Linked DNA regions of Homo sapiens: region 1 is linked to region 2. Evidence: chromatin loops called from intact Hi-C (ENCODE). Cell type or tissue: heart right ventricle. All regions are shown on one strand. Links, peaks and the distances in the headings refer to the core of each region. The heading gives the core; the rest is flanking DNA. Region 1 has its middle 20 kb from the start of LINC02478. Region 2 has its middle 170 kb from the start of TANK-AS1.

Region 1 (2,924 bases), core at 153-2,652, 740 kb before region 2:
ATAATCTTGAATAGCAGTCTAGGTGCTGTAGGTGTTAGATTGTGTTCTCCAAAGTTCTTGTGTTGGAAAGTTGATCACCATTGTAACAGCACTAAGAGGTGGGACCTTTTAGAAGGGATCAGGCCATGAGGGCTCTACCCTCGTGAATGGATTAACACCATTATCATGGGAGGGGTTCATTGTAAAAGGATAAGTTGAGCTCTCTTTTTCCTCTGTCTCACCCTGTCTTGTTCTTCCACCTTCTATCATGGGATGATGGAGCAAGAAGGCCCTCACAAGATGCTGGCCCCTGATCTTGCATTTCCCAGCCTCCAGAACTGTAAGCTGACAAATTTCTGTTCATTACAAATAACTCAGTCTGTGGTATTCTGTTATAGAAGCACAGAACAGACTAAGACGGTAGGGAATTCAAAATTTATCCTGTATATGATAGGGAACCAGTGAAAAATTTTAAACAGAAGAGAAATGCATTCTGATTTGTCATTTTGAAAGATAACCAATGGTAGAACGTTGGTGAATTGGAGGGAGGGGGATCGCCTGGAAAGTTAGTGTAGCAGTCTAGGCAAATGTGGATGAACTATAATGCCAGTGGACATGAAAGAGGAAAGGATCAATGGCAGATCCAGGTGAAGGAGGAGGACAAATAAACCTGAGGTTTCCTGCTCAGGCACTTGGTTGAAGTAACCTGATGTAGCAGAGCTGTATGTATGGGTGAGCTTTGTGTTATTAAACAAAATAATCATTTTAATATTACAATTTGACATATCTATCAACCTCCTATGGGGCTCCCCAAAGAGGTAGGATATTTCAAAGGAGAGAAGCAGTCAGGGCATAGAGTAGATAATGGTTCAGAATGGCTAAGTACAAAGCTGAATGCCAGTAGTGTGAAGGACAGTCAAGGGCCTTCTTTTGGGAACTCCAACCTAAAATAGCAGTCTGGGCTGGCCTGCCTGGATTGGCAGGCCCATGCACTGTGGCCAGGTTGGGGTGCCATGCCTGTGAGCAGGCTGGCTGGATCCCCAGATGACCTTGGCCTGTAGTTAGCTCTTATAACTACATCTTGGGTGTGGCTGATTTCCAAAGTAGCAGCAATGGCAGCTGACAGCTTTGGAAGTGTTTATTTTCTGTAAAGAAAAAATGCCCATAAGAAATACACCTCCCAAGTGGTTGTTCCTCCTGGTTTGATTAAGAGCTTCTGTGGCTGAGAATATGCCTATGGTTTTTGTAAAGCCATTAAAAAATTAATCGCTTTTTTCTTAAGTCAAAATGCCTTGAATCTCTTAGGTAATTTAGAAGAATCAGTGTAAGTTCTAACCCTGGGAAATATGTCAAAGAAATGCCTGCTTGCACGCTTTAGTTCATGAGAGTATCTTTTCCCCTTCTGCATATCACAATAAAAGTAAATTCCAATACAAGGATTCAAAGGCAGAGAAGGAACCTAACCCTAACAATCAGATTAGAAATAAATGCCCTCTTTGAGGATCTGAAGTTGGAATACAAGATTCCACTAAGTTTGAGGCTCTCTGATTAAAAATTCTTGCTGTCACCTACAGCTCACAAGGCCAAAACATCTGGTGCTAAATTTGCTTTAGTGTATGGTAAATGGGGAAAACATTGAGAGATTGCAGAAATAGGATTTTGTTTGTAAATTGAACTTTAGCTATTGTACTTCATCCAGGGAACACTAGAGGGAGTATGTCAGATAGAGGAAAAAGATTACAATGGGAATAAATGGGGAATGAAGAAAGGAGAACTCTAAAGAGGAAGGCGTTTTTGCATATCACTAAGGCACAAAATTTTCCTCAGGCAGATACCAATATTTGTATTATGACCAAGTGACTTTATATTCAAAACCCTGTATTAAAAAACTTTATGATCTTCTGAGCCTGTTCAGAATCTAAAATAGGAGAGGAAAACTATTACTCTCTGACCAGAATCTGTATTCTGTCCATTTCAGGCATTTTATGAGCCAATACAATACAGCTCTACCTGTGATTTTTTAATTTTAGAGGGTACATTATTTGGATGAATAATCTTTCACAGATATTGGATTTTTTTTTTCTTTACAGTACTAGTGGTCATACTTCCAAAAGTTCTCATGGTGAATAGTAATGATACCAGGCATTTTCAGACACTTGTAAGAATAAAATATGCTCTTCATAGATAACCTGAATTGGAAGCCCTTTTCTCTCCATTTTCTCCATAATTCTCAGGTATTAGTTCTACACTAAAACACCATTTTACAATCCAGAGATACTGAAGTTAACTGGCCCAATGTCATGCATATGTCAAAGCAAATACGAACTGATATTTATTTCCCTGTTTTAAATTTCCAGTTCCTCATTTCCTTTGTGCCTCTTGAAGATGCCAAAAAAGTTAGTGAAGACTAGAGTCTCATCACTGATTTTTTTAAAAAAAACTTTAACAATTAATTAGTACAATCAGAAACAAATATCTTAAAATCTTAACAAGAGACTGTTCAACTGGTTATTAAAATATTTTACTGAATAAACTAAGGCTTTTATGAAATACTGTCTTTAAACCATAGCAGATTTTTAAAATGCAGCTGTTAAAAGCATATGTGAATCCAAATATAAGAAAAATCACAATAAAGCATGCTAAGTTAATAAGGATCTGCTCTTTTACAAACCTTGGGGTAGGCTCACCTGGACATTAATGTCAAGAGAGTAGAAATGACATTACAAACTCCCTAAGGCAGCGTCTGTTGGAAACGATCGGTGATACTGACAAGAAACACTCAGCTCTGAAATTTGGGTTTGCATTTGTTAGCCATGCATTATCCTACTTACCTCTCAGGGTAGAACCTTTAATTTCAGAAAGTGCTGGCATGCATTACTGCACCCGTTATCAAAAGTCTTTGGCAGAAACGCCATTTATCCTTGTTGTGGTAATGAACAGATTTA
Region 2 (2,924 bases), core at 283-2,782:
AAAGCACAGAGACGTTAAGTAACTTATCCAATGTCATCCAGGTAGCAGGAGACAGAGCTAGGATTCAAACCCTAGTCTGGTTAGAGAGTCCACACCCAGCCATGCCTACTACTGCCGCAAGTTCTAGCCTCTACCTTACTGGACTGCTAATTCTGTAGGCCTAAGTTTCTGGGGATTCCTACCTCCAGTCTAATAGATTTCTTTCTTCATTTTTTTATTATTATACTTTAAGTTTTAGGGTACATGCGTACAATGTGCAGGTTAGTTACACATGTATACATGTGCCATGCTGGTGTGCTGCACCCATTAACTCGTCATTTAGCATTAGTTATATCTTTCTTCATTTTGAAGCTCCATTTGCATCAAGGGCTTTTGGGCATGGCTCCTAAGTTTCTACATGCATCTCCATGGCCACCTTATGCTGCACACATGCCCTGGGTGACAGTGTGTCAGGCCAACCTTAGCTCTGTTCCAGTTCCCAGACTACACAAGGTCACACCAGTCGCTCAGGGACGTTAGGGCTCTCAGAGGCCTTTAATGATCATAGATACGATAGCACCCGACAGCTCTGCTGCTCAAAGGAGAACTGGGCAGGATCACATTTCAAATATTGCCTCTGTGTAATGTTCTGAGACCATTCAGAGCCCGGTTAAGAAAACACAGCGACGACTCTCCTCAGAGCTGGGGCTGTTGATTTTGTTAGGTGAGATCACTTGAGGAATATAAAATGCAAGAGAAAGAGTAGCAAAGAGGAAAAACAATAGATGAAAATATAGGGTCAAGCAAAAGTCACCAAGCAGGGGAGGAATTGCCAGACCACATCGTTCCGCTCAGCTTAAACCTAGGGTTTAAGAGCTAAAGGAATTAATCAATTTCTACTTGTTTCAATTTCCTTCCCAATTGTAAAATGTTTACCTGCACGGTGGCTTTTAATTCAGAGAGAAAGAGAGAGAGCGAGCGAGCGAGAAAGAGAAAGAGAGTGAGCAAGACAGAGAGAGAGAGTGTGTGTGTGTATGTGTGTGTGTGTATAACAAAAGTTAAACTATGACTCTGTTTTAAAAGACAGTAGCCCATATTCTCCTGCTCAGCACACACACATAAAGGTTTTGTGATCAAAGCACACAACATTTGTATGTCTAACCATTGATTTATGCTGGGCTTTTAATATTATGCAAGACTTTTTCCTTCCTTTACTCACCACCGAGTGACTGTGCTGATTCAACATTTTATAGATGCATCAATTTTCCTTTAGAAGCTGTGCCGAGAACGTGTGACTCCCTGGGCCAGTTTCTCATTGAAATCAGATGACGCAGGAAGTATCATCCACATTTCAGTGATAGGCTGCCCCCTAGTGACAATTTTCAGCTACACAGTCAACCTACAAATTTACTGCTGCAAATACCGCAGAGGTTTCTTGACACAAAGGAGAAACATCCTCCGTTGCAGAGGATGTAAAATAATAGTGTAATTTAATCCCCAGCCTATTTTCTATACATTTCAGTGTTATTAAAGTTTTCTGCGATAACTCAATATATCTCTGTTTTCAAAATACAGTCATATGCTGCATAGTGACGTTTCAGTCAACGACGGATCACATATATTTAATACAAAGATGGTCTCATACAATTACAATGGAGCTGAAAAATTCCTATCATCTAGTGGCATTGTAGCCATCATAACTTCATAGCACAATGCACTATTCACGTATTTGTGGTGGTGCTGGTGTAAACAAACCTACTTTGCCGCCAGTCATATAAAAGTGCACATATAATTATACAAACATGATACTTGATACAACTATATCATTGGTTTATGTATTTGATATACTATACTCTATCATTATTTTTTAACTTTTTAAAATTTTTATTATTTTTATTAGAGACAGGGTCTTGCTTTGTCACCTAGGCTGGAGCGCAGTGGCATAATCATAGCTCACTGCAACCTCGAAATCCTAGGCTCAAACTATACACCTGCCTCAGCCTCCCAAGTAGCTAAGACTACAGGCACACCACCATGACTGGCTTTTTTTGTGTGTGTAGAGACAAGTCTTGCTATGTTGCCCAGGCTGGTCTTGAACTTCTGGGCTCAAGGGATCCTCTCTCCTCTGTTTCCCAAAATGCTGGGATTACCGGTGTGAGTCACCATTTATCAATATAATAGAGTGTTCTCCTTCTACTCATAAAACAAGTTAACTGTAAAATAACCTTCTAGTCCTTTCAGGAGGGATTCCAGAAAAAGGCATTTTATCATAGGAGATGCTTGTTATTGCCCCTGAAGACCTTCCAATGGGCCAAGATATGGAGGTGGAAGACAGTGATATTGATGATCCTGACCTTGTATAGCCCTAGACTAATGTGTGTTTATGTCTTAGTTTTTAACACAAAAGTTTAAAAAGTAAAAAATAAAATATTCTTAAAATAGAAAAAAAGTTTAGAAAGATATAAAGAAAGGAATTTTTGCCTATAATCCCAGCACTTTGGGAGGCTGAGGCAGGCAGATAACGAGGTCAGGAGATCGAGACCATCCTGGCTAACATGGTAAAACCCTGTCTGTACTAAAAATACAAAAAAAAAAAAAATTAGCTGGGTGTTGTGGCGGGCACCTGTAGTCACAGCTACTTGGGAAGCCAAGACAGCAGAATGGCATGAACCCGGGAGGCAGAGCTTGCAGTGAGCCGAGATTGCACCACTGCACTCCAGTCTGGGAGACAGAGCGAGACTCCATCTTAAAAAAAAAAAAAAAAAAAAAAAGAGAGAGAAAGGAATTTTTATATAGCTGTAGAATGTGCTTGTGTTTCAAGCTAAGCATTATTACAAAAAAGTCAAAAAGTTTAAAAAATTAAACAGTTTATAAAGGAAAAGAGTTATAGTAAGCTAAGGTTAATTTATTATTGAAAAAAGAAAACTATTTTGTTATAAATCTAG

Evidence for each region. A loop is a pair of places that touch in the nucleus more often than their neighbours do. Peaks named below come from ENCODE experiments on the same cell type or tissue, not always from the same donor. Only the 100,000 strongest peaks of a DNase experiment are listed, where the experiment ranks them.
Region 1: it touches region 2 in a loop (4-fold over the local background); 51 of 110 quality-filtered maps call a loop at or near these places.

Annotation. Positions count from the first base shown.
Region 1 is chr2:160,250,780-160,253,703 of GRCh38, forward strand. No RefSeq gene overlaps it. Among named protein-coding and RNA genes, the nearest start is that of LINC02478, 20 kb to the right of the region's middle. In heart right ventricle, for the core only: a CTCF peak has its summit at 1,682; a DNase peak (open chromatin) is centred at 1,005; H3K27ac peaks cover 2,500 bases.
Region 2 is chr2:160,993,246-160,996,169 of GRCh38, forward strand. No RefSeq gene overlaps it. Among named protein-coding and RNA genes, the nearest start is that of TANK-AS1, 170 kb to the right of the region's middle. In heart right ventricle, for the core only: CTCF peaks have their summits at 1,347 (motif pointing left) and 1,551; DNase peaks (open chromatin) are centred at 502 and 1,306; H3K27ac peaks cover 963 bases.